Regions from separate parts of the Homo sapiens genome. Here region 2 is linked to region 1. The links are chromatin loops, found by intact Hi-C in ENCODE. Cell type or tissue: IMR-90. All regions are shown on one strand. Each heading gives the region's core, and the rest is flanking DNA. Links, peaks and the distances in the headings are about the cores only. Region 1 holds the start of ARHGAP20 (Rho GTPase activating protein 20). Region 2 overlaps LOC105369489 (a long non-coding RNA gene).

Region 1 (16,638 bases), core at 3,811-11,810:
CCAAAGAATGTATACTCTTTTTTTCAATTGAGAAAAGGCCCTCAACTGTACTTTTCTCAGCTGGTTATATATAATTTAAACCTACTCTCCCCTGTATCTTATGTTACAAACAATAACAAATGCAGTGATAGTCTCGTTGAAAAGAGAAATGGAGTTGGAAGAACTGGATTCAAATTCCAGTTTTGCCACTTACTACACTGAAGCCTTGATATGGTTCGGTTCCTTCTTTAGGAAAAAATTAACACCTACCTCATATAATTGATGTGTTTTGAATATAGTTCAGCATTCACTTAAAGAGGTTTTTAAATTTTCTTTATTCTTCTATAAGTTATAGCCAACCCTTGTATTTTTATTCAAGTTCCTCCTCATGATATTTGATATTTATGGCTTCCAATGATGACTGCTTTAAAGGATGGTATGCATTCACATGCATGTACATGTTCTGATGTTACATTTTTTAAACTCAAACTCCTTTTGTTGCTTTACACCTACTCTCACATGGCAAGATATACTAATAACTCCTGCACTTTTGCAAAGTGTTTCCATTTACCTTTCATGACCCATAAAAACCAACCTTGTGAGAGGTGCAGGATAGGGGTCATTACCCCATTTTGCATACAAAGAAACAAAGCCCAATCAGAAGTTCAGAGGTCACATGAGGGATAACAGAGGCCATTCCTGATTAATCTAATTTTATTTTTATAATTCTAGGACCCTCCCTGCCAACACAATCTCACGTATCTGATTTCATGCAATTCATTTTGTGAGTAACACCAGATAAGAATTGAGTAGGATACTAGTTTAACTATGGGCATAATATTTTTCTCAGTATTGAAGAGTAAAACTAAAGCTTACTCACTAAGATGTTTAATTCAAGCCCCAGTATAAGACACACACATGGTCCAAGTTAGCCCTTGGGGGTGTTCTACCATGAGGTGTTATAAACAGATTTGGACCCAGAGAATTAGAAAGGAAAGGCAGAATGAAGTTTACAACAGCAGCTGCTACATTTAAAAATGTTAGAGCTATTTTAAAATTATTTTCCCTTGCCTGGCTTTCTGGGCCTATAAGTCTCTTTTCCCCCATTCCAACACTCATCCTATTTAAAGATTTTTCAATTAGCATATGAAACCAAAAGGTCAGAATATTTGAGTCTGATACAAATCATTCCTAACTAAAATGATTCTAATATGTGCTTCCACTTCATTAAAACTATTCCGTGAAAATGTGGATATCCTCAAGGATGTATTATTCCAGAATAACTTAAAGTATTATCTATGCTTTATCTATATGCTATTACATTTTAGAATTCAATTTTTAGGAATTACTGTACAAATTTATTGTATATTCTTTGGAAGTGCCTCAGTGATGGAAAAATCTTTGTCTTCTGAGAGTGGATTTGATTTTTGGAAACAATGAAATCCTCTGACTAGTGAGTAAAAGTGAGTGATCTAGCTAGGCAATTCTGCTTGAGATTAAAATAATAAATGTGGCTATAAAATAAAGAGACTGACTTCATTTACAGCATCTACATGCTAGCTCCTCAAACATACCTACCTCAGGACCTTTGAACTTAATGCTCCCACTTCTTTTTATAGCATGGTCTTTTTAAGCCATAAGAGAGTTAAGGGACACTTAAAAAAGGCCTTCCCTGAACACCCTAATGCAGAATGATCTAACTCAACAACCACATTTGTCTAATTCGGGGTTATGTTTGTTCCTTTAATAACAGTTATCACCATTTATTCATTTTTTTGTTTTTTTTTTTGTCTCTTCCTCTGACCCATGCTGTCCAATACAGTAGCCACTAGACACATGTGGCTCTTTAGATTTAAATTCAAGTTGATTATAATTAAGAAGCTTACAGAAAAAAAAAATGACAAATTGTATTTCACCAAAAATAAGAACTTCCGTTCTTTTGAAAGATACTCTTAAGAAAGTAAAAAGACAAGTCACAGACTGGGAGAAAACACAATTAAAATTGGGCAAAATATTTAGACACTTCACCAAAGATAACATATGGATGAAAAATAAGCACGTGAAAAGATGCTCAACATCACTAATCATTGAGGAAATGCAAATCAAAACCATTAGATACCACTTTACATCCATTAAGATGACTGTAATCAAAAAGGCAGATAATAATAAGTACTGGTGAAAATTTGGAGTAGGTGGACTCATATGCACTGCCAGGGGGAATATAAAACCACTTCGGAAAAAACAATGGACAGATTCTTAAAAAGTTCAATATATACCTAAAATATGACCCAGCTATTCCACACCTAAGTATTTACTCCCCCAAAATGAAGTCCATGCAAAGACTTATACATGAATGTTCACAGCAGTTTTGTGATAGCCTAAAACTGGAGATAATCCAAATGCCCATCAACAGATGAATGGATAAATAAATTGTAGTCTAGTCACATGATGGAATGCTGCTCAGCAATGAAATGAACTATCGATACACGCAAAACCATGGATAAACCTCAAAGTAATTGTATTGAATGAAACAAGCCAGACAAAAAAAGAATATAAAGTATGATTACATTTACAAAAAATCTTTGGAAGTGTGAATTAACCTACAGTGAGAGAAAACAGATTAGTGGTTGCCTGGGAATGGGGAGGGAATTAAGGAATTAGAAAGGGACATGAGGAAACTTTGGGGGATGACGAATATATTCCTTAGCTAAACTGTGGAGATGTTTTCACAAGCGTATATATATGTCAAAACTATTAAATTTATATACTTTAAATATGTGCAGTTTATTCTATATCAATTATACTTCAATGAAGCTGTTAAAAAATGTTTAGTTTCTCAGTCATGCCAGCCACATTTCAAGAGCTCAATAGCTACATGTAGCTAGTGGCTACTGAATGGACACTGTAGATAAAGGCGTTCCATCATTACACAATGTACCACTCAGTGGCACTACTCTCCCCTAATTAGGAGAGAGGAAACTACACCACAGAGACTCACCACTTGTTTCTCTAAACGAAGTTTTATTACAACACAGCTATGCCCATTCATTTCTTCATTGTCTATGGCTGCTTTAGCACTATAATGGCAGAACTGAGTAGCCTGTAACAAAGGGCCTACAAACCTTAAATATTTAGTATCTGGTCCTTTAAATAAAGGTTTGCTGACCCTGCTCTGAGCCATAAATTCTGAGGACGGGGCCATATCTGTCCTGTTCACTGCTGTACATAACCCAACTAATATTTACGGAAAATCTAATATATAGCAGACACTATTCTAGGTGCTGGAGAGGCAGCCCTAAGCAATACAGATAAGGTCCCTATTATCATAGTTTTCAATCTGGTGACAGATGTGGGTAACAGATAACAAGCAAGTAAATAAGAAAATATCAGGCCAGGATGAATGCTAAGATGACAATAAAGCAGAAGGTATAGAGAATGACTGAGGAGCACTTCCACTTAGGTAGTCAATGGCAGGCCTCTGCTAGAACCTACGATCTGACAATAATATGAAAGTCAGGACTGCAAAGACCTGGGGCTGAAGCACAGAGAAACACCATCAAGGCCTCAAAATAAGAATGAATTTGATGACTTGAAATATGAAGAGGAAGAAGGCCCATGTGGTTGGAGAATACACAAACAAGGGGGGGATGCATAGATGAGGTGGCAGAAGTAGACAGGGCCAAGAAAAAGGGGTCTGAATTTTATTATAAATGGATGAAAAGCCACTGCAGGATTTTAAGCAGGTAAGCAACATGATTAATTTACATTTTAAAAGATTATTCTGGTGCAAAGTGGTGACTGGATCAAAGAAGGGCAAGAAAGGTGTTAGGCAAGTTAAGACATTTCTGCAAAGGTACAAGTGAGAGATGGCGGCTTGGCTTGGACTACACTGGCAACAGTGGAGATGAAGTGGAGAAATTCAAGACACGTTCGGATTGACAATAGCTTCCCTGATGGATTGGTTGGTGCAGAGAGAGGAAATGAGTTGAAAACGAATCCTAGATTTTTGGCTTGAACAACTGGGACACAAAGGTATGAATTACAGATATAGGGATGTTGCAAACAGTAAGTGCTAACATTTATTAAATGTCTATTATATGTCATTATTCACTGAATTTCACATTTAATCTTCCCAACGATGTTGGAAAGGTAGGTACTGGTTTGTTAATGTGTGAACCTGTTAAGTTTCATAACAAACGACAGCATCTTAAGGACGGTGGCTATGATAAGTAAAAAGAATGTGGGAAAAGAGCGAAGCAACCCTTCATTTATTGGACAAGTATTACTTGATAAATGATAATAAAGCTCCTCTTTAATGCTTCCTCCCTTTGGCAGTGTTATACCCTTAGTAAAAAAAAAAGAAAAAAAGAAAAAACTGTTCAGAAAAATAAATCTTTGATTTTCTTCCAATTCCTTACGTTTACAAAAATAAAATGCTTTAAGTTTTAAAATTTATGTCAGTAAATGTAGGGCTAGCCTGATAAATTCACGTTTTATTTGGGAAGACTTGACTACACACACACACACTCCCTCCATCTCCGAAGGGGAAAAGCGACAAGGACAAACCGCAGCCTCAATACATCAAAGGCTGAGCTGGCACTACAGCCCATACATCATCAAGTTCACGGACACCCCTAGATGGCTCCGTGACACGGTCAAGGTCCTTGGGAACTCCCACACATTTCTATACTCGGCACACCGATCACCTCTCTTCAACTGACCTCTAGCCAACCTAAGATCCTGGTGGGAAGATTTATGAAAGGCAGTAAAATCAAGACAAGCAGGGAACCTGCGTAACCCCTTTAAGTCTCTAATGAAACAAATGCAATCCCTTAAGATATTTCTTAAGGAAAAGCTAGAAGATGCCTCTAATCGCAACTTGTTTCCAGAAAAGCTGGAAGGGCACCACTAAGACAAGGCAAAAAAAAAAAAAAAGGCAAAATATCGGAAAGTCTTATGCTGGAAGCGGGGGTGGGGAGGCGGGGGACAGGCAGACAGGGCTAGAAACACCCAAATCAATTCCTCAGGGAGCGAAACGGCAGAGGCCGGCAGCCCGCGGCCCACGTGCACTTGCTCAGGGAACCGTTCCAGCGAAACCTGACCCGGATCGGAATCCTCCCGCAGCACAGCGGCCGTGTTTATCGGAATGGAACGCTACAAGTTGTCACCTGCATCCCTCTCCCAGCTTTGACAGGGAACACGCGCTGCCCCCACGCCCACACCGACACCCGGATCCCTATCCAGCCCGGCCAGAGTCCCAGGGGCCAGGGACCAGTGCAGGGAGAAGGTCCCCCACCTCAGCCCTCAGGACCCCCAACCACAGCCCACCCGCCCCCACCCTGCTCGGTTCTAGGCCCAGCCGAACCTACATGTCCCCGTAGTGTCGAGCGTTATCATCCACAGTCGCCCCTCAAACTGTGACCCCCACCTGGGAGACCCGGAATCATCCAGGACCCTGGTGTGGGGGGCAGTACTCCCCATATCTGCCCCCCGAAAACTGCTATGGAGCAGCCGCGCCTCGGCGGGCAGGTGAGGGGGCCGAGCCCACCAGCGCCGCAGCCCCGCTGCCTACCTTCTTCAGCGCCGGCTGCCGCTCCCGGGCAGACATCGCCGGCCCTGACTTTGGGGCTGACACCGCCAAAGGGCAGTCAGTGCTCGCCCAGGCCACTTCGGGAGGCCCAGGGGCACGGCGAGGGGTCGGGGAAAGGCGATCGCCCACTACAGCCCGCGCGCCTAGACTGAGGGAGGAGCCGGGCTGCAGAACCGGCGGCGGATGGAGACGGGAGGGAGGCTGCGAGGTCGCTCGAGGAGAGACTAAGGCTCTAGAAACGGAGAAGCGGGCGCTCTGCGGGAGGCGGCGGCGCTGCCGCTGGCCGTCAAGGGCGGGAAGTGTTCTGGGACTCTCATTAGGGGCCGCGAGCCTCGAGCGTCAAATTCCCGCGGCGTCCGCCTAGCGCGCTGCTGTGGCGGGCGCGGAGGGCGCGCGCCGGCAGTGGGGGCTGCGGCGGCGGAGGGCACGGGCCCCCGCTCAGCGTCCTCACCTTCTTGGTGCAGCTGCCTCCCGCGAGCCGAGACACTCCTGTCAGGGAAGAGGAGCGCCCCGGCTGTCCCCCTAGAGTCTCCTGCTGGGGGGACATCGCTTCCATGAAGAAAATCTTCAAACAAATCCCAGCCCAGGAGGAGGCTACACGATCATGTCCGCGGGCTGCCGGCCGGAGGGGCGAGGACGCGCGGGCGGAGGCGCGGCTGCCGTGCTCAGGCAGGGAGCCGAGCTCCGGGTGCTCGCCGCGCGCCTCCCGTCGGGGCCATGTACCTCCGCCTGCGCTCGACACCGCGGGCTGGAGGCGAGTGCAGCGGCGACAGCCCGTCAGCGCCGCGGCCCGCCCCGCCTCGGGCCCGCCCCCTCCGCTCCGGGCGCCCTGCGCCGGGGCCCGCCCCCGCAGCCCTCCTCAGCCCTCCTCCAGCCTGGGCCCTCCTAGCCTCGTCCCAGCCTGCGGCGCGCCTGGCGGGCGTCTCTCTATATATGTTAGCACACCGGCCACCGGCTGACCTTTTCGGTCTGTGACTCCGCGTGGGTGCAGCCCGCAGGAGCTCATCGGCCTGTGTCACGCACGGGGGCCTCTAGTGCACGGACACGCGCCTCTCCCGCCACCTGCCCACTCCCACCAGACCCCATCCCTTCCCGCGCCGTGCCCGCGGCGGAAGGCGCCCCTGCAGCGCGTGCATCCGCGGAGCGGTGGCGACCTCAGCCTGAGCAGAGGAGTTGCAGTGATTCCTGCCTCGCTTTCAGCGGACTGCGGAGGGAATCCCCCACCCCACCCCACTGGGGATAGGGTGGCACGTCGCAGAGTGTCGCAGCTGTACAAATTTGGAAGCCCACAGCATCGCCTGACCTCTTGTGCAATCCCGAACGCTAGCCTGTTCGGGTAACCCTGAGTGGGCTTCTGCAGCCGGTCATGTCAGCGGCCCCTGCACATTTGCACCCGCGGTTTCCGCTGTCTGCAGGCTGCAGAGACGGGGGCATTCCAAACGTGAAAGAGCAATGAAGGAAAATGCAGACAGAGCGAGGACGCCGAAATTTGGCTAAGCTATTGAGAAGGCTACAATATGTGGAAGTGTTTATCAGATATCTGCGCCGAGAGCATAACTTCCTGTCAGCCCAAATAGAGGCAAAAATATTTTAAAGGCCAAAGAATAATCAGAGGGAGAGGATTTGGAGCTGACCCGCGTTGAGCTGAGTGTTGCTGCACTTTGCGGGGCTGGTTGACTGGTACGGATGATTCGGTAGATGGCATTCTTCCCTTGGAGTCAGGACTAGAGAAGCAGTGGCGGATTAGTGAGGAAGGACACCACGCTATGATATTAGGTTGTGGAAGGGGTTTGGTTTGCTTTTGTGGTAAGAAGAAAAAAATCGAGGTTCCTGCCAGGTTAGGCTGTTATTAGGACAGGTTGTAGAAGAATAGGGCTCTGGCCGGCTCTGTTCCAAGGAAGGGATGCTGTCCAACACACACTCGCGCGCGCACACATCACCACCATGCCCAGGAATGGTTTATTGTGGAAATAATAGGGGGAAAATGTTCCAGCCCGTTTTAAGCCTTGTCCACCTCACACTGTTTAAAGTAGGCTTACATAGGCTTTATAAATCACACACACGTATAAATCACACACACGTATAAATCACATGTATGATTTGTAAATCATCTATTATTGTGTTTATGTATGTGTGCATATACACACACAGTTTTTCATGGCTACTCTCTTTTTGCAGCTGAGACCCATGTGCAGCGACAGGACTTTGCCCCCACCATAGAGTTTGTCATGAATTCTACACGCAGAGGGCTTTGCAGTTCCTTTCATTCCTTGCTGAAATCATCCACTTACAACTCGTTAGCCTCTTTTGGTTCCTATCATAAATGCACGCTCCCAATTTTCCTTACTCTGTTTTATTTCGATAACACTTATCTCCTTCTAATATATCATGTAATTTACTTAGTATGTTTAGTGTTTATTATCTATATCTCAGAGAAATGCAAGCTTCCAGAGGGCAGGAATCTTTTGTGGGCTTTTGTTGTTGTTGTTGTTATTGTTGTTCTTTGTCGTATACCAAGTGCTTGAAGCAGTGTCTGGTGCAATAAATGTTCGTTTGCTAAGGGAATTAATGAGGCATACAAGGGTTATGAGATAGATCTTAGAAGGGCCAGACTGGTAGAGTTGGTTGTTTCACTCAGAGTGTCCCATGTTTCTGTTTGTGATCTTCTTTTTTGCACAGGTTTGATCTGTGATCAATACTACATGTTCCAAATCAAAGTAGTATTTTACTGCAGATTTGGAAAACTCACTCTTACTTCTTAATTTTTAAGTGCTTTTACTTCAAAACCCATTAGTTTTGGTTTGCATAGAAAACTGTCCCATACCTAAAGAAAACTGACTTTGCTCAGATTAATGCTATCACCAGAATCGTGTTTTAAGAACACAAATTTGATCACATCACTCCCCTGATTAAACCCTTCTTTGGCTCCTTGTGTTTACAGAATAAATTTCAAATGCCATAGTATGATATGCAAGACTGCCTATAAACAGACATCCTTGCCTCCACTTATTTCTCTTGTCATTTATTGCTCCTCTTCAACTCTCACCCTATTCCCTGTCACATTGAATTCGCCAAGAAGTCACCTTCCAAGAACTCGCCTTGCCTTCTCACATCTTTGTGACTTTGAACCTGCTGTTTGCATTGCGTGGGAAGTTTTCCTTCTATATTTCCAACCCCTATTACTTTACACTTAAATATCTAATACTTGGTGCATAGTAAATGCCCAGTAAATATTTGTTGAGGAAATAAATCTCCCAGATTTGAATCAATAATTACCTTAGAAAAATCTTCCTGACTTTATTTCTCCTTATCTAGCTACCTCCACACACCAACCATACACATGGGGCATCCACTGTAGGTAACATTTATTGATTGCTTACTTAATGCCAGTGAGTACCTGTGGGTAACAGGTAACATTTATTGAGTGCTTACTTAATGCCAGACACTGTTCTAAGCATTTTACACACATTAATTTAGTTATATCTTTATAATCTATGAGGTAGCTTCTTTTACTACCCCATTTTATAGATGAGAAAACCAAGCCACAAGGATATTAAGTAATATGCTCAAACAGCTAGTAAGTAGTCTTGCTGAGCTTAGAACATGGGAAGTCTGCTTCAGAACCTGTGTTCTTAGCCACGTGGCCAACTGCCTCTCCTGTGTGTATTTCTTTGTCTTTATAACACATATTACATTATACCATTACCATCTGTTTTACTTGCCTTGAAATAGAAGATCGTATTTTGTCTTTTCTTCTTTATGCCAGGCACACAAGTATGCTCTCAATGAATTTTTTTTCAATGTCTTACCTTTGAAAGAATGGATGCAATATTAGAAACAACCATCTTCATCTCCATTATTATGCTGTACAGTTTAAGGAAGATACTCTGATGGGAAAGAAACAATTCTGGACTATTCATTAGACTGTGAAACTATTTTCCATGCACTAGGAATGTTATGTTGTAGAAAAGGGTGGTGCCAGAAAACAAAAATGATAAGACAGTTAAGGGAGTGTGATGACCTATGTCTGACAAAAGCAGAAAGTATCCAGAATATTTCGAAACAAATCTTAAAGCAAACTACTAGGAATAGCAACACTTAACAGCTGGGAAATGCCAATAGCAGACCTTTAGCAGAAACTAAGAATGAAACCAAAAGGTTTTGCCAACCATTAGATTAAATAACAGTGAAGAAATTTAACTATAAAAGGAAATGTTTGGGCCAGGTACAGTGACTCATGCCTATAATCTCAGCACTTTAGGAGGTTGAGGAGGGAGAATTGTGTGAGGCCAGAAGTTCAAGACCCTGTCTCTACAAAAAGGAAAAAAAAAATAGTGGGGTGTGGTGGCACATGCCTGTAGTCCCAGCTACTCAGGAGGCTGAGGCAGGAGGATCGCTTGAGCCAAGGAGTTTAAGGTTACAGTGAACTATGATTGTGCCACTGCACTTGAGCCTGAGTGACATAGTGAGACCCTGTTTGTTAATTAAAAAATAAAAAAGATGTTCATGAAACTCATTCATTCAATGATATTTATGTGCAGGATACCGTGCCAGGTGCTTGGGGTACAGTCAAGATGAATCCCCAGAAATAGTCCTTGCAAACCCCAAGATGCACACAAGAATCATTCACTGCTATCTAAATACCCTACATGAGTGATTGCAAACTGATGGCCATCTGGGCGAATTCTGGCTTGTTTTTCAACATATGCACTTTCTTTTCAAACTTATTACTAACCTTAAAAATCAAAATATTTCAAATAGAATTCTGGGTTCTCTTGAAAAAAAAAATCAAGAAATTAACAACATTTAAACTCAACTTCTCCAAGGAGCCAGTCAGCTAAAACTGACTCATAGCTGTGTTATTTCATTAAATGCTCAAAACAACCCTAAGGAAAATGCACTCTCATAGTCATCACTGTCCCTAGTTCTGGGAAACTACAAACAAATAAGGCAATGGAAGGTGAAAAAGTGGCAAGAGACATAGAGAAGAGGCCAGGGAATGAGAAACACAAAGTGGGTGCTTTTTTAAAAAAAGTAAGCCAAAGTAATAGAGTTTTTCAGGAACAGAAACGGTCGACAATATCTTCCGCTGCAAGAGAGTAAGCTGGTAAAGACTAAAGTATAACGAGAAGAGAGAAAGTTGAGACTACTCTTTCAAGAAGCTTGGCCCAGAATGAATATGAGAAAGGGCAGGAGCTATCAGAGGAAGATGGGATCTATTTTATTACTAAATTAGAGGGCAGATCTGTTAAGAGTGAGGCAAGATGTTAGTCTTCACTTGGAAAACAAAGCCAGAAGGAAGTGTGTTTCTAGAAGAAGAAAGTGATCAGTAACGTCAAGAAAGATGACTGAAAAATATCTACTGAATTTATCAACCAGCAGGTCATTGATGAGTTTATCTGGAAAGGCTTGAGTGAAATGAATGGACCAGGGATTTAGAAGAGAGGAAGAAGTGAAGACAGTGAATGTGCACAACTCTCTTGGGAAGTATGATTGGGACAGGGAGGAGAGAGAGCTGAAGAGGATAGGAGTTTGGAGGGAAGCCATATGGGTGTAACTGTAGACATGAGTATATTTAAATAGTGATGGGAAGACATTAGGGGTGACCCAGAAGCTGAAGACACTGGGACCAATGGGATGGGAATGGGACCTCTAGGGCAAAGATAGAGGAGTTAGCCTAGATCAGAGCAAGAGCAGTGCTTTCATTATCATAATAGGAAAGCAGGAAAGAATGAGTGCTAAGATAGAAAGCTCTTCTGATGTGTTCTATTTTCTCTGTAAAATAGGCACTGAATACAGTTTGAGGCTAGGAACTCAAAACATGTGTGTTCCGTTTGTGAATCAGTGAATTCTGCTGGTATTGGGCAGCAGGGCGAATTTAAGGGTTGGAGGAGAGTTGAATGTTCTAAACAGACACTGAAGAATGAGAATAAGCAAGGATAAGTTTGTATTGAGGGCTCAGCTGAAGTATGAAGCCATGAATTTATAATGGACTGCCTACACAGCCTATGGTTTCTCTTCAAGGATTCATTCAAGGAGAAGGTATGCCAGCTGAGTGTGATGAAGAAGAATAATGCAAGAGAGTTGAGAATGGTGGTGAGAGAGCAGTTGATGGGGAAGACCATGGCCTGGGTTCTTCCTCACTCCTTAAAAATCACTAACATGTCTTTCTTCTGGTTTCCTTCTCAAATAATTTTGTGGTCTTATTTCTTTTTTCTTCCAGCCCTGAAACACTCAGGGATTCACCCTCACTCTTCCTGGTGCCCTTGGAAGCCTCTGTGATTTTGCCCTCATTCCTTGCATGTAATACCAACTGAGTCCTTTTTAATTACTTCCCTGACTACCTCCCAAACCTCCCTACTGATCACCCAAACTGACTCACTTATATGCTGATATGATTTGGGTGTGTCCCCACCCAAATCTCATCTTGAATTGTAGCTCCCATAATCCCCACCTGTTGTGGGAAGGACCCAGTGGGAAGTAGTTTAATCATAGGGGCAGGTTTTTCCCATGCTGTTCTCATGATAGTGAATAAGTCTCATGAGATCCGATGGTTTCCTAAAGGGCAGTTTCCCTACACACGCTCTCTTGCCTGCCACCATGTAAGACATGCCTTTGTTGCTCCTTTGCCTTCTACCATGATTGTGAGGCCTCCTCAACCATGTGGAACTGTGATTCCATCAAACCTGTTTTTCTTTATAAATTATCCAGTCTTGAATATGTCTTTATTAGCAGTGTGAAAACAGACTAATACGTATGCCTCGTAAACACGTCAAACTCCAATAGGTCTAAGGCTGAATTAATATTAACTCCTTATCTCCTTCCCTGACCCTTACCAGTTCTCTGTAACTTCCACCATCATCTTCCTCAGTAGCTGAAGCTTAAAACCTTGTGAAAATGACAGATTTTGCTTTATCTTCAAACCTATTCAACAGCCTCTCACCCCACTGCAGCCCAGTCACTCTCATTTGACCACACAATTGACCACCAAGTTCTCTTTACTCTTATTTTGTAAACCTGAGATCTTTCCCTTCATTTTTATTTGCAGCCATACCCACAGAAAATTTCTGTACTCGATTTTTTTTCCTAAAGAGTTTTCTTCCCCCTTTGTGTATTCCTTGGGGGAATAAAAAATGGTGCACTTTGGTGATTCATAAAAAGATAAACACAGAATTACCTTATAACCCAGAAGTTCCACTCAAGTGCTAGGTATATACCTCAAAGAGTAAAAAACAAAGTCTCAAACAGATACTTGTATGCCAGCATTCATTGCATCATTATTCACAATAGCCGAAATGTGGAGACAACTCAACTGTTCATCACCAGATGAATGGATAAATGAAACGTGGTATATACATACGATGGAATATATTCAGCTTTAAATAGGAATGGAGCTTTGATACATGCTACAATATCAATGACCCTTGAAAACATGCTAAGTAAAATAAGCCAGATACAAAGGACAAATATTGTGTGATTCCATTCATATGAAATATAGATATTTCATATTCTAGAGAATAGGCAAATTTATAGAGATAGGAAGTAGGTAAGAGTTTACTAGGAGCTGGGGGAGAGAGGGGTAAGTTATTGCTTAATGATTACAGAGATTCTGTTTGGGGTGAGAAAAGAGTTTTGGAAATGGATGGTGGTGATGGCTGCACAACATTGTGAATAATTAATGCCAATAAACTGTACATTTAAAAATGGTTAAATGACAATAATAACAAAAAGTCTCCTTGCTTATACCCTTGCCTTCCTCTAAGCAATAACACATATTCCATCTTCCTCAAACACCAGTCTGAGCACGTCTGTGTGCTCCTGGAAACCTTCAGTGGCTCTCCATTACTCTCAGTACTCAATCCACACTCACAAAGGTCCTATCACATCTTCCTGCCTGCATCTCAGACATGAATTCTTGCCTATCTCTGACCTGCACTCAAGCTTCTTCCTCGACCCTCAATTCTGCAGAGTACGAAGACAGCTGTGTAGAGCCTAGATGCTTCTCTAACCAGTCTAAGTGACACACAGAAAGCCTCGTGACTTTTTGTCATTTGAGGGCACCAATGGCTCAGCTCTCGGGTATGACTATGAGCCTTGATATAAGAGAGCTTTTGACCTTAAGTAATTCTCAGGACCAAATGTGGAGCTCTCTTTCTCTTTCTTTTATTGGAATATCAAAAGGGGCTATTTCCTCAAAACACATAATCCCATTTATAAGAGAGGAAGTTTATAGGCTGGAGTTAGGGAACAGAGAGGAGGAAGAAAGGAGAAAAGGGAGTATAAGAGAGAGGGTGTTTGGAGTGAGGGCTGGAAAAAGAGCTTGGGGTCACACTGTGAAGGACCTTGGATTCCATGGTGAAAATCTGGACATTATTTTCCAGGGAAAGTGGTAGACAGCAGACTGGCATTTGATGAGTGCCTGCCATGTGTTAGGTATACCTTACATACTTCATTGTTACCAAAAAGGTAGGTATTATTATACTCATTTGAAATATGAAGATGAGGTTCAGAGAAGCTAAGTGACTTTCTGAAGTCACGCAATCAATAAGTGGCAGAGCCAAGATTTGAATTCAGATCTGATTGGGTTCAAAACGTATATGCTTACAATATCAACAGTGTTACAGTATTAATAATAGCTGCCATTCATTGGTATTTAACTTTGAAGGATAGGGAGATATAAATTTGGCAGTTAAACACTGTTCTAAGTACTTTATACACTACCATCATCTTCAAAAACAACTCTAATGGCTTGTATTTTTAAGCCCAGTATACAAATGAAGAGCCATGTACTTAGAGATATTAAGCCACTTGTCAAAGATCATATAGCTACTGAGCAAAAGAGCCAGATTCAGACCCAGGACACCAAAGCCCATGTTCTTAACTACTAAGACTTGATGGTACAGTCTTCTTTTTGTTCCTTATAACTGGAGAGCATCATAAATTGTGTTGCACTCATTTTCATGTGACATAAAACTAAATACGACCCCAAACCCTCCTCCTTAGTCCACGAACAGCTTGCTTGCTGGTCAGAGGCTTAGCCTCATCATTTTAAAAATGTATTTTACAAAGTAACTTGATATTTTAACAAGAAACAGCAACAAGGAGGAGGAATGTCTGTTTTCCATCAAAGTTCAGATTGCTCTGTGAACCAGACCAAATTAATTAACTATTCATCATTTATTGTCTACTGCATGCCTCATGCTCTTGCCCATTCTTTAATGTGACACTTCTCTCTCTCACACAAATCACTTTGGGTTTCTTTTCTTTTTCCTTTTGGTTTTTCCTAGGCATTTCGATTGCCTGGATGTTTGTTAGTTCTGTCTATGTTTATGTTGTAATCCTCTCCAGAGATTTGTGGAAATAGCCCTTGTAACCATACTCCTAATTCACTGCCATATTTGCTGCAAGGTTGATTATTGTCTGTGCTGATATGGTAGAGTTAGGGAGCTTGGTCCCATGAGTAAATTTAGTGAGTTGTGCAAGATTGTTCAGCTTAATAAGTGGTAGAGCAGCATTCCAATCCAGTTCTGACTCTCAAAAATATAAGACTTCAATCCTTTTCCTTAAATCCTACTTAAGTTACAAGTAAAAATAAACTGTTGCATATTTTCAATAGAAAATAACAAAAAATGATATTGATAATTTTAAAAAGCACTATTTTAAAATGCTTACATCAAATAAAAGAGAGATAAGAAATTAGATACAGGCATTCTGAAAGATTTTTTACTTTAAAGCATATTTCGCCAAGTGTGCTATAGGGAACAGGAATCCCTTACGATGCTTTACAAAATAGGGTTCCAGAGTCAAACAGATTTTGCAAATACTGCCCATGTGACAATTATAATGTATATTATAAAATGTGTATATTAAAATCATTTATATATTCTGCAAAGAAACACTCCTAAATTCCTTCTTAATTTTTTCTTCTATGTAATTAATGTACTAATATAGTCCTAACTGTATTAGTATGTTGTTACCAAAAAGGTAGGTATTATTATATTCATTTGAAATATGAAGATGAGGTTCAGAGAAGCTAAGGGACTTTCTAAAGTAACGCAATCAATAAGTGGCAGGGCCAAAATGTCTATATCTATATCTATGCTATCTCTCTCTATATATATCTTGGTATCTATATATCTATATATCTATATATATATGTGTATATCTTGGTATATATATACTATATATAGTTAGTACTAATATAGTTAACGTGATAATATAGTCCCATCAGCAATACTGCTAGTTACACAATGAATTTTCTCTTTTTTAAAAACTGTTATTTTAAATTTAAAGGTACATGTGCAGGTTTGTTACACAGGTAAACTTGTGTCATGAGGGTTTGTTGTATAGATCATTTCATCACCCAAGTATTAAGCCTAGTACCTATTAGTTGTTTTTTTCAATCTTCTCCCTCTTCCCACCCTCCACCCTCCAAAAGGCCCCAGGGTGTGTTGCTGCCCTCCATGTGTCCGTGTGTTCTCATCATTTAGCTCCCACTTTTAAGTAAGAGCACTTGGTATTTGGTTTTCTGTTCCTGTGTTAGTTTGCCAAGGATAATCACATCCAGCTCTGTATGTCTCCGCAAAGAATATGATCTCATTTCTTTTTATGACTGCATACTATTCCATGGTGTATATGTGTTAATACCACATTGTCTTTTTTCAGTCTATCATTGATGGGGATTTAGGTTGCTTCTATGTCTTTGCTATTATGAATAGTGCTGCAATGAGCATACATGTGCATGTGTCTTTACAATAGAATGATTTCTATTCCTGTTTGTATGTACCTAGTAATGGGATTGCTGGGTCAAATGGTATTTCTTTCTTTAGGTTTTTGAGGAATCACCACACTGTCTTCCACAATGGTGGAACTAATTTGCACTTCTACCAACAGTGTATAAGCATTGCTTTTTCTCCACAACCTCGTCAGCATCTGTTACATTTTGACTTTTTAATAATAGCCATTCTAACTGGTGTGAGATGGTCTCATTGTGGTTTTGATTTGCATTTCTCTAAAGATCAGTGATGTTGAGCTTTTACTCATATGATTGTTGGTCACACATATGTCTT
Region 2 (16,638 bases), core at 4,025-12,024, 290 kb after region 1:
CTTGAAAGCTCAATATTTTGCCATTGGCAATGGTTATCAATTGTTTTCCCTGAAATGACTGGCTCACGTGGTTCATTTTGAGCAAACAGCAAACACCAAACACCCAAGTCTGAAAAATCATGGTTTGTCTATCAGTAATTTTTCCCAATAAAACTTATGTTTCATGAACAGAAGCCAGTTCAGCTCACTATGAAAGAACCAATCACACAGTGATTTACCTTGCAAGATCTAGTATATGCCAGTGTGCATACAATACTTTATGTATACATCCCATTTCACCATGCAGAATAGTAAAAAGATACATAATCGAGAGTTGAGATTTAATAAAATGAATAATTTTTACTGCTTCATCAAGGTCCTTTTAAGCCAAACTGGCATTTTCTTTTTACTTCAAGTACATGGCAGTGAAGAACATGTCTCTAGCACATAGCTGACAGTGTTCAGCAGAGATGACAGGCCGAAACTAAGGAAGGAAGTCAAAATTGAAAAGATATTCTAAAAGAATATAGATCAAGAGAAATTTCTTCCTCCTACACTGGGCCTAGCACAGGTCTTTTTGTCCCTTTTCTTTGAGTTTTGTCCTAAGAGAACATGTCCTGTCCTTTTAGGACAGGATAAGGACAAGAGTGATACTTTCAGCTGTGACTTACAGAGTACAGCTGCAGGGCCTATGCCATCTGATATTTCTCTTCAAATTTGGTCACTTTAGAAAGGGACAAAAGCTGGGAACCAGGAGGCAAACTTAATCCTGAAACAAGATCATTAAAACTTTTAAATAGATTCCAGAAGGCTGGGTCTGTCAGCTCTGATGCTTCTTTCCAATCAAAATATTGAAAACAACTTTATTACAATGTTTGATTTACCGATCCAATTAATAAAATCTCTTCTTGCCTCCTTATGAATTTGTTATTTGCAACATGTGTTTTATGAAGTAACACTGGACTTCTTCAAGCCACTGATAAATCCAATGATCTTGTAAAAGGACTGAGCACAGCATGAAATCAAAGGTCACTCTCTGTTCAAAAAGAGCAACGATCCCCAGATAATGGCTTTTTCGAGCAAATTTTTTTTAGCCTTTGCCTTTGGAACTCACCATTGAAGTCATGGGACTCTGGTTCATGGTCTCACCATTGCACTGGAAAAGTCGATGAACCATATTATCTAAAGTATTGCAGAAAGGTAACTTGCTCCTAGTGGGTTAGGATTGGGCAGACTCCAAAGTTGTGCTCTTGAAACGTTGAAAAGACTCTTGGAGAAATCATATACAAATGAAATGATGAATGGGAAATCTAAATGAATCTGTCCTAACCCAAATTTCATCCTGAACATACAGAATGTATCTATTCTAGAGAAGCTTAGGTCATCAGATGTAATCATGTTATTCCAAGTTAAAAAGAGATGAGTAAATGACTAGTAGGCAGAGTACATTTTCTTCTCTTCATTCAGGTCAAATAATAGTTCCAGTATCTTTACCCTTGAGCAACAAAAGAAGTCCTGAGTCTATCCTTTTATACTGGAAATATCGTTGAATAAGGAGACAGAGGGCATGAGTTATTTTCTTGGCTTTTAACATTACTAGGTGTGACCTAGGCCAAGTTGCTCTGTCCTTCAGAGTGAAATGATCATCAGATTGTTCAGTTCCCCTAATTAACACATATAGCCCTCCAGTCTCATTCTCATACCTCAGAGAATCAGAGTTCACCCAAGTAAAATGGATTGTCCTTAAGATCTAGGTAAAAAAACAAACAAACAAAAAATGCCTTTAACAGGCGGCACACCTACCCTGCTTCCAATTTCCAAGCCTGTGGAAATCCAGAGTCTTTGTGAATTCTTGAGGGACTCAGGTTCTCCTGGTACCCTTACCTTCCAGGCACTTTGTTCTCTCACATGCTAGTACTGCCCCTCACCTTACCAGCTGATGGGAATTTCATCCCCACCTTTGCTTTACACACACACACACACACACACACACACACACACACCCCACACATATTTGTAATTTTCATAAAGTTTAGTGAAGATAATGAAAGTGCCAGGGCCAGGTCAGGGCCCAGAGATTGCAGACATTTTTTGGGCTCCTCTCTTAAAGAGACCTGGGTTAGAATTCTGGTCTATCATTTAGTTGCTTGATCTTAGGCAATTTGCTTAATCTCAAAGAGTACTCATGTCTAACTCAAAAGACATTACCTCTATTGTAGGATTGCTGTGAGAATAAATGAAATAATGCAACTCAAGTTTCTAAAAAATTTCCAGCCTTCCAAGGTCACCCTCTAAAAATAGATATAAATAAAAATAATATTGGAAGGTTCACATCTGAGAATATGAAGTACATTAAATATTCCTCCTACTAAGTACAACTAAAACCCCTGGGCATTATGCATAAAACAAACATAATAAGACTTTTAAAGATTGAGTGGGGAGCCTAGACTTCCACCCTTGCAAGGCTGTAATGAGCCACACCATTACCCTTTCCAGGATGATAATCAGAAAAGGCCGGGAAAAGAACCAAGACTTTCACCATTACTCAACAAGGAGGCCACTCAAATTGCAGTGGTGGTGAAGACCACCTGGGAGCTGGAACTCCCAACCCCCACCAGCAGTAATGAAATGATATCTCCCCTCCTCTGCTAGAGCAGTACCAGAAAATATCAGCTAAAACATGTTTAAATAACATCCAGAGTCTCATGTCATAATATGAAAATGTCTAGGTTTCAACAAAAAAATCATTCATCATGCCAAGAATCAAGAATATCTCAAACTAATGAGGAAAATGAATCAATAAATGCCAACAGATTGGCAGGGATGTCAGAATTACCTTACAAAGATATTAAAGAAGATATTATAAAATGGTTCTAAAAGCAATTATAAACGCGCTTGGAATAGAGGAAGAAAAAAAGTAGAAAGCCTCAGCAAGTACATAGAAAGTCTTATCAAAGAAATAGAATATGTAAAGAGGACCCAGGTGAAAATTTTAAAATTGAAACAAACTGCAATGGAAGCAAAAAGCTCAGTGGATGGGCTCAACACTATAATAAATGAGACATAGGAAAGAATTCATGAACTGTATGATAGAACAATAAAAATTATCTAATCTGAACAATAGGAAGAAAACAGTCTGAAAAAAGTGAATGAAGCCTCAGAGACCCATGGGACTATAACAAAAGCTCTGACACTCATGTCAGTGGAGTTCCAGAGAGGGAGGAGAAAGAGAGTGTGTCTAAAAAGGACTCCAAGAAATAACTGCAGAAATTTCTCAAATTTGGCAAGACACATAAATGTACAGATTTGAGAAGCTGAGCAAACTCCAAACAGGGTAAACCTAAATAAATCAATGCCTAGACACATCATAATTAAACTTTTGAAAACTAAAAAAGAAGTCTCAAAAACAGCCAATGAAAAAACAAAAACCTTACCTACACAGGAAAAATAATTCAAATGTCAGTGGATTTCTCATTAGAAACCATGGAGACCAGAAGTAAATGGCACCATATTTTTCAAGTGGTGAAGGAAAAAAAAAGCAATTGTGAAACCTCTACTGAGTCTCACACTTTACAAAAAACATTACTCAAAATGGATCCCAAACTTAAATTCAAAATGTAAAACTATAAAGCTTTTAGAAAAGGCAGGATAAAATCTTGAAGGTTTAAGGCTAGGCAAAGATTTCCTAGATTTGACTCCAAAAGCATGACCCATAAAGGAAAAATACATAAGTTAGAGTTCATCAAAAGTAAAATATTTGCTCCGCAAAAGAACCTGTTAAGAGTATGTAAAGACAATATAGAATGGGAGAAAACATTTGCAAACCGCATATCTAACAAAGGACTTGTATCTAGGATATATAAATAATTCTCAAAACTAAACAATGAAAAAATCCAGTTGGATAATGGGCAAACGATATTTCAGTGAAGAATATTTGCCAATGAAAATGGCAAATAAGCACGTGAAAAGATTTTCAACGTCATTAGCCATCAGGAAAATGCAAATTAAAACCACAATCACTGCACACAACCACACAATCTCTGCACACCAGAAGAATGGCTGAAATATATATATACATATATGGCCATTCTTCAGCCATATATATATATATATATATATATATATATATATATATATATATATATTTCAGCCATTCTTCTGTGTGTGTGTGTGTGTGTGTGTGTATATATATATATATATATATATATATATATATATATATATATACACACACAACACCAAATCTGGAGGAAATACAAATAAACTAGATTACTCATAGGTTGCTACTGGGAATTTAAATGGTATAGACATTCTGGAAAACAGTCTCATGATTTCTTTAAAAACTAAACATGCAACTACTACACAACCCAGTAATTTGCACTCCTGGGAATTTATCCCAGAGATATAAAGATTTATGTGCACAAAACCTTGTGAATAAATGTTTGAAGCAGGTTTATTTGTAACACCCCAAAACTGGAAACAACCCAGATGTCCTTCAATGAGTGAACAGTTGAACAAATTGTGGTACGTCCATGCCATGGAACACTATTCCGCAACAAAAATGAATTATTGATACAACACAATGACCTGGATGAATCTCTAGAGAATTACGTTGAGTGAAAAAAGCCAATTTCAAAGACTATATATAGTATGATCCTATGTATATACCATTCTTGAAATGACAAAATTACAGTAGTGGTGAACAAATTAGTGATTACCAGGGGTTAAGGAGAGGACGGAGGCAGCAGGAGGGAAGTGAATGTGACTATAAAGGAACAGATAGCTTGATGGTTTATGTATGCTGGCAGGGAGGAGTTTTCCTGGGAGATAAAAATGCATTTGCTTTTACCTTAGGTAAATCCATGCAGTCTTTTATGATTTCTGCCTTTAGAGTTCTTAGAAAAATATATAGCACACACTGAGATTATATAGTAAAAGCCACCTTCTATTTTCTTCTATCACTTTTATGGTTTTGTTTTTCACTTTTAACTCAATCTCTTCATACACTGGGGATGGTAGATATGATGGGAGGTAGGATTCTGTTTGATTTTTTTTTTTCAAATGTAGACTTAGCTCTTCTAATACTCTTGAATAGAATGGGAGAAAATATTTGCAAACCACCTATCTAACAAAAGACTAGTATCTGGAATATATAAAGAATTCTTAAAACTAAACAGTGAAAAAAATAATTCAGTTGGATGATATGTAAAAGACATTTCAATGAAGAATATACACAAATGGCAAATAAGTACATGAAAAGATGTTCATGTGCTTTTATCACTAATTTGAGATAGCATCTGATCATTCAAAAAATTCTTACATTTACTTATACTGTGCATATTTTGTCTTTTATATCTGTCTCCTTTACATTTTTATTTATCCCTGTGTGTAAGAATCACTATCATAAGGCATTTAGGGCCAAGAAAATGTTCCCAGTGAGAATTACTAGTCACCTACCTTGCTATCCATGAACTCACTAGCTGGGTAAACTTTGACAAGTAGAGGTCTCTGAATCTCAGTTTATATACCTATAAAATAGAGCTAAAATACAATTCTACTTATTACATGTAGCATACTGAGATCCTCTTTCTTCAAAAGCTTACTAAGGCAAAATTTTGTAAGAAGTGATGATTACCTTGTTTAGCCCTTCCAAGCACCACCATGTTGTTTATAACAATCTTTACAAAAAAAAACTTTTGAATTTTGAGATAGTTTTGGATTTACAGAAGAAGTATAAAAATGGTACAGATAGTTCCAATATATCTTTCACTCAGCTTCTTCTTATGGTAATGTCCTATGTAACCATAGGACAATTATCAGAACTAAGTAACCCCAGTACAATACTAATGTCTAAACTATAGACTTTATTAAGATTTCACCATATTTTTCTACTAAGGTCCATTTACAATTCCATGATCCAATTCAGGATCCCATACTGCATTTACTTGTCATGCCTCCTTAGTGTTCTCCAATCCATGACAGTTTCTAAGTCTTTCCTTGTTTTTTATGACCTTGACACTTTTGAAGAGTACTGCTCAGTTATTTTGATAATAGCCCTTTTCTCTCAAAATAGTTATTTTTTAAATCAATAGCATATCATTGAGTTCCATTTTGTTTTTTCCAACAGCTTTATTAAAATATAATTGACAAATTGAAATTTTATATATTCATCACCTCACCTGGTTACCATTTGTGCATGTGAAAACATTTAAATCTATTCTCTCCACAAATTTCAAGTATATGACATATTTATTACTATGCTCCCCATGCTGTACATTAGGTCTCTAGAACTTATTCCTTCCTACATATGGGTGTGGCTGGTAGACACATAGAACTAAAAGCACCACTTTTTTTTTTTTTTTTTTTTTTTTTTTTTTTTTTTTTTTTTTTGAGACAGAGTCTCACTCTGTCATCCAGGCTGCAGTGCAGTGTTGCGATCTCGGCTCACTGCAACCTCCGCCCCCTGAGTTCAAGCGATTCTCCCACCTCAGCCTCCTGAGTAGTTAGGAGTACAGGCATGCACCACCACACCCAGCTAATTTTTGTAGTTTTAGTAGGGACAGGCTTTCACCGTGTTGGCCAGGCTGGTCTCAAACTCCTGGCACCAAGTGATCTGCCCATCTTGGCCTCCTAAAGTGATGGGATTACAGGTGTGAGCCACTGCACCCGACCTAAAAGCGCCACTTGATACTGATCTTTCCTACTGGCAGAGATGGGATTCCAGGGTCTTAATTATTATTTGTGCATTTTGGTTTCCACAGGCAAAATGAAAGGTAGGCTAAAAGCTTCAAGTTGTTTCCTAAAAGAAGAAGAAAAACGATGTAACTCTCTGCTCCTCTCCCCCCACACAACTGCAAAGGGTTAGCTTAGGACCATGAGTGAAACTTCCACACTTCCTTAATTTCACACATTATGCATAGTTACTATTAGCACATGTGCTTCCAATCACCCCCATCTTACAAACAGTGCAAATGTGGGTGCTAAGAGAATTGAACCTGCCAAACATATTTGACATCACAATGCCCTTGGAAAAGCTATCCGCTAAACCCGGATATATATGTACATCTCAGCAGTTCTATTTTATTAAACTCACAACATTTCCACCCAATTTAAACTCACTGTGATAGCACACGTCGTGACGGATTTGGGTGGTGGTTTCCTTTCCAGTTGGCTCTAAGAATAATGTATTAAGCCAGACCACAATCAGATGCCAAGCCCATGATTAGCTTTCTCTCTCCACTTGGGTCGCTTTTGTTTTTTGAGCAGATATGCAGTGCTGGATACAGCCATTTGTGGGTGGGCTGAGGATGGGCTCTGTTAAAAGAGATGTGATAATGGCTGTGAAAATCCATTTTAAGTGCTGCAACCCTTGTTGCTTTAAATGTTATCTGTGAATTTCCTGCTAAGGGTTGCATTTCTGTAATAGTGATTGCAAACTGGTGGCCCCTGGGCCAAATATGGCTCACAGATGTGTTTTATTTGGCCAGCTCAGTGTTATAAAAGCATCTGAATTTGTGGCCAATATTTACATATTAAGAGATGCTACACAAAAATCTAGATTTCGGTCTTCTCATGAGAAACTCGATGTGACCACATTGGGCCCACTTTTCCATGTGGCAACAATTGGCTGGGGCTGAGTTGCAGCTGGCTCTTTGAGACAGAGTATGTACCATCTGGTTAGCATAATATCTATCCAGCTCACTTCTCCCATTTAGGTAACTTGCTGCATCTCTGTGAGTGTTTAGATTTTCAACACTGGTTTATCAAGATCAAGAGATCAAAGATCAAGAGATCTTAATTATCTAAGCTTCTGGTTAGACCAAGTAAGAAAATGCATGATGAGAAAAGAAAAAGTATGATAAGTCTTAGTCTAGGTTTCTTCAAAAGTAGACCTTGAAAGAAGGATTCAAGTGCAAGTAGTTTATTTGGGAAGTGAACCCAGGAAACACTGGCAGGGAAACCCAGTAGAGCTGGAGAAGAGAAGGCAACCATAAAGAATGTAATGTGAAGCAAGTAACTGCCGTAGTCACCTGAAGCTTCATCCTCCTAGAGGATTGTAGGAGATACTGTAAAGTAGGAGCCTCAGAGTCACCCCAGCAAGGGGCAAGAAAGTAGGAAAATTCATTTGCCATTTCCATCAGGTATTGGTTGATGGCTCTCCGAAGTAGCAAATCAGCATTTCTAGTCTTCCATGGCTGTGCACAGATTGTCTCTAGAAGTCAGAGAAAGCTCTCAGGCAAACGTGCCCCAAATTGTAAATTAGTGCTATAAGCACTGAAATGTAAGACCCAGGGGGATATGTGAAGGGTACCAGCAGTACCAGCCACAACATGCTTCCAAGGAAGGGTGCAATGATGATTTTGTCCCAGAGAATAGAAAGGAAGCACTTGGTATTTGCTGACCAGCAACACAAACTTTCTCTCCCTCATGATAACTGCTCATCCTCTGGAGCAAGTCCTAAAGTCCCCCAAATAGGCCTTCACTTCCTGCTGCTCACTTCTAGTTCCTGAGTAAAAGGATGTATCATCCAAACTGTCCAAAGCAAAAGAATCGTAAGGATACTAAGAGTGTCTTTTGAAGTTGACAATGGGCCTTCGTCCCCTTATTCTTGGCTTGTATTTCTTTATTCCAAAGCAAGGACATTTCAGCACTTTCCATAGTGAGCCAATGATCAGAATCCAGATGTGAGTAGGCTGCCTTCATTTTCTGATTGCTAACAATGGTGAGTCATATGAGGATTGGATGTGACTCAAACATGAGCCCAGTGCATGTGAATGCTTCAGTCATGCCAATGTTTCCTTTGGTGAGAATCCCTCCTAATGTCCAAGCATAGCGATATGTTTATAGTAATTGTTTTTCACTAGAATAGCAGAAAATTATGTTATGTAACTATTTACATTGATTTTCAATTACTAATTGATCCAATCCTGCTGCTATGACAACTGGCGGCACTCAGTTACCCGATGAAAACTGACTATAATCTCGTAAAGAATAAGGGCAATATTGCCAGCACTTACAATCTGCATGTAGACAGTAGGTTCTTGATGAGTCCCATTACTCATTCTTTGCTGTTTGGCACATCATAAGTGCTTAAGAATTGTATATTTGCTCCACATTTCTCTTCCTCCCTTTCTCTCCTCCCTTTTTGCCTCAGTTTATCATTAGAGGTGGAATCGGGGGTTCATAAAAGAACATTCTAGATCATGATATGTAGAAACAAGTTAAATGGGGTGGGAAACTACTAATTCCTTGAACATTAGGTGTCTAAGAAGGGATTTTTTTTTTTTTTTTTTTTTAGGTCCAGTATGTTTTCCTGATCAGGGAAAGACTCTAAATGGCAACAAGCTGGGCTAGACATAATGCCACTTCAAGCCCTGGGTAGCCATAATATTCGATATTGACCCTTGGCTTATGGAATTTTTTGTCAAGTTGATTTTCTCTTTGGGGAAACCTTCTTAATGTGATTTTATTAGGGTTAAACTGTAATAGCACAGAAAATTATTAAATACATAGCAATTATATTCAGATTCAGGTACTCAAGAGAAACTGTACAAAGTCAATCCACATTGATGACATTGTTGATTATTATTTTGTACAATTGTTCAAGAAGAGTGTGCCCATTCAGAATTGAGCCAAATAAAACAGTTGACCCTTGAACAACATACGGGTTATGGGCACTGGCCCACCAGACAGCTGAAAATCCACATATAACTTTTGACTTAACTACTACTAATTTAACTACTACTTAAATACTGCTAGCCTTCTTTTGACCAAGAGCCTTGTTGACAACATAAACAGTAGGTTAACCCATATTTAGTAGGTAGCATATCATATGTACCTACTGTCTCAAGGTGTCTTGAGACACCCTTGCTGTCTCAAGGGTGGCAGAGATGGAGGAAAATCCATGTATTGGACCTGTGTGTTCAGTCCATGTAGTTCACGGGTCAACTACAGAACATTGATTCTCAAGTGGCATGGAAGATGTGAGTGTCAGTAAAGCTGTGGGCAGGGGAACTATAGTGAGAAAACATGCCAGAATCACCTGCATAACTTTTTCAAACTACAAGTCTGCTCACAGCCTGGTGCCTGATTCAGGGAGTTCTGGTCTGGTATGTCACTGAGCAACAACCTCTGGAATAAGGATGCTGTGCATGCCTAAAGAAAGCATAGGTTCTTCTCTCTGCTTATCCCAGGGTGGAGGGGCCTCCTGTTGGCAAGAAGTGCCCTGGACATAACAGGACTGCCTTCCCAATGGGGGTATCATGTATTGCTCAGGAAGGCACAGAGCCAGTAGCCTCAATGAAGGGCAAGCCCCTCTTTGTGCAGACCCCACTGGTTATGACTCTGAGGCTCACAGAAAGTTCCACTCACTGAAACCCCACCAGAAACAATCAGTCCCAATATAGTGTGAAAGAAGAGCTTCACTTAAAAACCATCATTAAAACTTTCACTCCCACTATCACTATGTTGTTAGCACCCTCAATTAAAGCAGAGATTTCCCTCCTGGAAATCACTATGAGTCTGTTACAATCACTAGGTCCCTGATACAATGAAAATATTTTCCTTGAAAGAGGCAACATTCATCCAGAATTACCATTGGACCTATATTTCATATGAGGGATATTGCTTATAACCTCTCATTGAGTACTATGCATCCGTTATAATAATTCTTGAAAACCACTATAGGATGTTGATATTCTTATTCCTTTCTGCAGATAAGGAAACCTAGGTTCCATTAAGGTTCAGAAACTTGCCTCCAAGATGTCATAGAGCTATTAGGTGTAAGACCCATCACTCCTGTACACCAGTGTGGATTATCTCAGGCAAGCCATCATTACCTACTAGGGAGGAAGGAATGGTCATAAGAGAGATGGGGACAGCTCCAGCATTCTGTATATGGGGGTCTTCGGGATGACAATCTGGTTGGGGCAACATGGAGGTGGTTTTTTTTTTTCTTTCCAGAAAATTCTCTTGGAAGCTATGGTTACATTGCAAACTCATATTTTAAAAAAACTCAGTTGGAGTGACTTGAAGAGGAGATTGATGGAACTTGTAGGGGAGTCTAAGATCACCAACCACCCCTGAGTAATGACCTTAAGCCACCATTAGGTTTATCCAATAGCATTTGTTTAAGCAGTTTCCATGTGCCAGGCTCTATGCTGGAAACACACAGTTGGCCCTTTGCTTAAGTCACTCAAGAAAACCAGGGGGAAAGAAGTAGCACTGACAAAATTATGTCATCATTTGAAAGGTGGCAATTCAGAAATATCCAAGATTCACAGTAAGAGTAAATCCTATGGCTTTCCTTTTTATGGTTCTAATCTAAATGATCATTATCATCTCTCAGGACTAGAGATTTTATTTTTCTCACAGAGTATGTGGTCTCCAGGCACACAGCTTGCATAAATCCTGAACACATTCCTCAAGGCTTTATGATGTGTGTGTGTGTGTGTGTGTGTGTGTGTGTGTGTGTGTGTGTGTGTGTGAAAGAGAACAGAGAGAGAGAATGTTACAGGGAGGATGCATGACTCCCTGCTGTGATCTGACAACATTCAGGAAATTTAGAGTTAACATTCTTACAGTCAGCAGTCGCATAGGAGACTGGGCCTCAATCTCTGCATTCCTGGGCTGTCGTCGGCTTCACGATTTCAATGTGCCTCAGTGTCTGTTTTGTATTTAACTCTGCCCCACATATAACACCACAAGACCTGTCCGTGGTTTTGCTGTTAGAGAATGGTTAATATCTAAAGAGGGTGGGTGCCCTCACCAAGCACCCCCAGGGGAGATCTCAAGCTAGAAAGATAATGATCACTTTCATGGAGAAAACCACACAGGCACAAACACCAGAAACTGATATTTAAACCCCGAACTCATAAGGGACCCCACGTTTTCCCATTAGCTGGCTTTGTCTGTTTCTCCTCATCAGCAAACATATGCTCTCCATGGAACCAGCCCAGCCCATCTGAACCAGTTACTATTTCTGTAAGAAGTAGGAGGGGGAGGAGAAAGGGAGAAGAAATTTTACATTACCATTCTCATGCGGTGCTATAAATATTTGCCACAGAAAGCCATGAGGTCTCATTTGCATGAATGATACCACAAAAGCCAACTGTGCCTCTGTGAACTAAGGCCTCTCTCACTCTGTCCTGAGTGCACTGCTTAAATATTGGGGTGGGCTCTTTGATTAGAGAGATCTTAGTTTGACTCCCAGCTCTGCAACATAACATTGTATGACCTTGAGAAACGTAATTGACTTCCATTTCCCAATTTCAACTATCCCATTCTCTCACTACCGTCTTCTACCTGCCAATTCCCTGCCACCACCAGTAGTTCAACAACACTTTGACTCCTACCAAGATCTTGTTTTATTGATCTATACAAGTGTTTCACCATCCCTTACCTCTTGCATGGCCTCCTTTTATTCATTATTCATTTAAAAACGCCACGGCCATTCAGTAATTCTTGAGTGTATTTTTAATTTCCTTGTCCCTCTCCTTTGGCATATTTGCTTGGCTAAATGAGAAACCTAGTTACATCCACCTCTTTGCCTCTTCCTCACCTGAGCCTGTAGCGTTGGACATGTTTGGAGAAAAACACATAATCTTACTGACTAGTCTCATTAAGTTTATGACTACCATCTTCAGCTGTGCCTTCTGCTGCCTGGCAACCACTCTGCCTCCCTAGCCAGTTCACTGTCTCATTTTCCTAGCTGAGGATCTCATACGTCCTCTGTTCTCTTAAACCCCCTACCCCCACTCTCCCTCTCAATTACTGGCTTTGCTTCCTGCTTTCCCGAGAAAAATGAAGAGAGAATTTCCACAAACTCCCACTTCCGCCTCTACCCATCTCCCTATATCTCATTTCTGTTAATGTGGATGAACACACTCTGCTCTCAGCTGAGCAAACCTTGCCACTTCTTTCTCTCGTGCATCATAGGATTTTTTTTTTCTGTATTCAAACTGTTCCCATACTAGCATGCTGTTATTCCGTTTTACTAAAAATCTTTCTTTTGACTCCACTTTCCTCTGTAGCTATAGCCCCCATTTCTCCCTTTCCCTTTATAGCAAAACTCTTTGAAAGAGCAATCTATACAATAGTTACTGTCTCTAGATTCTCCCAACTCTTTCTTGAACACATTCAAATCAGGGTTTTGCTCCAGTGAAAGCATTCTTATTAAGACCACCAATAACTTCCATGTTTCTAAATGTAATGCTATGCACTCGGTAGATATTCTTGAATGATGAATGAATCACTCTAAACCTCATTTTCTTCATATGTAAAATGACATAATAATATCTACTTTTGATATTTGTTGTGGTGACTGATGTACTATAGGCAAAGAATTTCAGAGTAAGTGCTAAATTATATATTAAGCAAAAGACGTTTGCTACATTTTGAGAGGAAATATTTACCTGCAAAGACTCTGCAGCTTCTTTCAATGCTGAACCTTCAGTGAAAGGTGTTGCCCACACCAGTAACCACCCCTTGCTCTTATGAAAAGATTTCCTCCCATTCCTCTAAAGATGGCAACTTTCATTTTCCTAAATTGGATATTAAACTTTGATATGTTGGAAGATGTGAATGTATGTTGTTTGCTGATGAAATTGTGGGGCTTCCTTCCAGTGAGGGGAAGGGCGAGACATCTGGGTTGAAGAGACATCAGCACACTGAGTTTGTTCATTAAGTAGGACCTCCAATATATATGCAACCATTTGAAAATAATTGAAATCTGTTGGGGAAGAGAGAAAGAGAGAGGCATGCAAGGATAGATGGCTGATAACTGAGCACTGCACCTATTTGGTTGAAGACAGTAAAAGGACGGAATGGTCCAGCCAAACTCATTGGCAAGTAGGTGAGCCAGGGGAAGGACTCTAGATTAAACATTTCTCTCCAAGACTCCCATCATACCCTGCTGGAGGGAATATGCATTCCTAAAACTTTTGGGGCCAATTTGACAACATGTTTTTAAAAAGTTTGAAACACGCATGTTCTTTGATCTAGTCATTCAATTTCTAGGAATTTATTCTAAGGAAATAATTATAGATAAGCACAGAGGTTTAGTTACAAGACAGTTTGCTACAACATGGCCCATACTATGGTTTAAAAAAAAAACTAGAAAAATATAAATGTTTACCAATAAGGAATTGGTTAAATACATCATTTATTCAGTTTAATGATATTCAATGAAGTCATTAAAAATATGCTGGAGATTATATTACATGATGTTGAAATATGTTCACAATACATTGTTAAGTGAAAAAATCAAGTTGCAAAACATTATGTAGAGAATGATTTACATTTTTATAAGTTTTTAAGAAAAAAGTTTGAGAGACTTTGTAACCAAATAGTAATAGTTGTGGGATTACAAGTGATTTTCATTTTCTTCTTTTTACTTATTTATATTTTAAAATTTTTCTACAAGTGTGCATTACTTGTGTAGTAAAAGTTAAATCCATAGAGAAAAGTTCTCTCTCTAGTCAGTATAGGACCTTTTGTTCTTTCTCCTGGCCCCTAATGATCATATGCAAATGGACCGAGACTGAAGATACACACAAGTTAATAGGCATACAGCAAGAGGGGAGTGACTTGATATTTTTAAAGAATGTCCATCCATCATTCATTTGCCAAACATTGATGTGTGAACCATGTTTGGCACTATACAAGTATCTAGCCAGCAATGAGATTAACGTGGCCTCCCATCCTCATGTAGTTTTTCATTTACTAGAGAAAACAGATAGTAAGCAAATAATTATGCAAATATGGGAATTGTTACAGAAGAAAAATTTAGTTGTAACAGAGCACATAGAAGAATTTAACCCAGTCTTCAGGGTGAAACTCTTCGGGTTTTAGATACATGGGAAGGAGCACTCCGGACTGATTTCTGCCTTTCTGATTTCTCCCATGATGTGTCTAAGGGAAACTGCCAGTGTGATCGGACTGGACAATGTCCTATTGCTGGTCTCTAGAGTTATTATAGAATCACAGTTCCCAGCCATTCCACTTGTCAGGAGCCAGGAGACCTGCCTGGTTCAAGTCCCAGCTCTGCCGCTTCTAGCTGTGTGACCTCATACAAGTCACTTCATGTCTGGTTTTACTCTCAATATTTACAGAATGAGCTGATTGGTTTAGACAACTCAACAACAACAAAAAGTCTGGGACTGTATGACTTCAGAGGGCCAGAAAGACTCACAAGAGAGGGAAGAGACCCTGGCTTGGGAACGGGTCCAAGGGTAACTAACCCGCCTTGGTTAAGGTGGGGTGGGAAAAATTAGAGAAGATTCCCAGAAGGGGACTCAGGTCTTGAAAGATGAACAGGAATTTGCCAACACGGGATCCTGAGGCTGGGGCCAAGGCCTGAGTGTTCATGCGGCAGGAGCTCAACTGAGGTACAGGAAGAGGGGCCACTGAAAGTGAGTGTGGAGAGAGGATTGTGCTCTAAGGCAAAGCAGAACCATCAACGTTTGAAGTAAAAAGAACTAATAGAAACAGATCTGCCTATGGTGTTGAGGACATTTGAGAGGGCCAGGCTGGAAGCAGGGATACCAGTGAGAAGACTGTCGGAATAGTGCCCAGTCAGAGTGAGACACAAGAGGAGGAGATGGGAGAGAACATGAAACTGGACACTGCAGGTGGAGACGGGGCTTGGCAGCCAGCTGACCAAATTCAGGGAGGCAGGCGCGTGGCCTGGTCAACTGGACAGACTTATGGCAACCAGGAGGAGGGATCGGCTTGGGGTGGGAGAAATTATGGATTCCACATTGGTCACATTCAGTTTGAGATGCTGTTCAGAAGCTGAAGTGGAGATTTCCAACAGGGAGTTAGATGTTCAAAAGCCCCAGAGGTAGGTCTGTGTGGAAGACATATTTGAAAGCCTCAGCTTAGTACCCATTCATTGAAATCATGAGCATAGGCAAGACCACCAGTGAGGAAATGGGACCAGCAATGAACTTCAGGAAACTAATATTTAAGGAATACATGGAAGAAAGGGAGCTAACAACAGCGAAGCTCGAAACAATGGCCAGAGAGAGACAGAGACAGAGAGAGAGAGAAGAGAGAGAAATAAAATAACTGAGTTGTTTTACTCTTTAATTCCTTTCTTTCTTGTTAGAGGACCAAATGCAATATCACATTTAGTTATCTGGGGAGAAGAAGGGTCCTTTTGAGTTTGTCCAGGTAGGGACAAGGGAGAGGTGGAATATGGGGAGTTTGTGGGGGCAAGGGGAGATGAGGTAACTGGGCATTATCCCTCTAGCCCAGGGTGGATTGAGGGATGGGGGAAGAAGGCTGTGCCACACCATACACTCCTAGAAAAAGAGAGATGGGACATTTCACCTGGAGAAAGATATTTGTTGTTTAGTTTATGACACAGGTGGAATCATCATTAATTCCTGGGACAGAGAACCATCTCCTTCTAGCAAGTTCTCCTTGAGGCAATTTCAGATTCAAGTCTGGAAGGGATTGATTCAAGTTATCTAGATATGCTTTGGCTCTGAATAGAGCCAGAATCAACATATTTTTAGGGATGAGCCTGAGATCCACGTTCATCAGCGAGAAGCCAGCACTGCAGGCAGGCCCTGATTCTGTAACACTCAGCCCACCCTGCATATAAGCCATGGCACCCAGGGCCACGAGAGGGAGGCTGGGTGGGATTCTCTGAAC

The links. A loop is a pair of places that touch in the nucleus more often than their neighbours do. Peaks named below come from ENCODE experiments on the same cell type or tissue, not always from the same donor. Only the 100,000 strongest peaks of a DNase experiment are listed, where the experiment ranks them.
Region 2: a loop joins it to region 1, with 4 times the contacts of the local background. A loop is called at or near these places in 2 of 110 quality-filtered maps.

The regions. Positions count from the first base shown.
Region 1 is chr11:110,706,107-110,722,744 of GRCh38, forward strand. It overlaps ARHGAP20 (Rho GTPase activating protein 20), which reads right to left and starts at 6,331. Exons shown (of 15, transcript NM_001384657.1): 1 at 6,021-6,331. The coding sequence starts at 6,125. RefSeq lists enhancers at 4,550-5,195, 6,178-6,679 and silencers at 6,203-6,262, 6,283-6,442. In IMR-90, for the core only: a CTCF peak has its summit at 7,265; DNase peaks (open chromatin) are centred at 6,315, 9,615 and 10,455; H3K4me3 peaks cover 3,031 bases; H3K27ac peaks cover 2,937 bases.
Region 2 is chr11:110,993,725-111,010,362 of GRCh38, forward strand. LOC105369489 (a long non-coding RNA gene) reads right to left here. Exons shown (of 3, transcript XR_948009.2): 3 at 7,104-7,293. Among named protein-coding and RNA genes, the nearest start is that of LINC02550, 95 kb to the right of the region's middle. In IMR-90, for the core only: no CTCF peak of the experiment used is centred there; DNase peaks (open chromatin) are centred at 8,727 and 11,417; H3K27ac peaks cover 825 bases.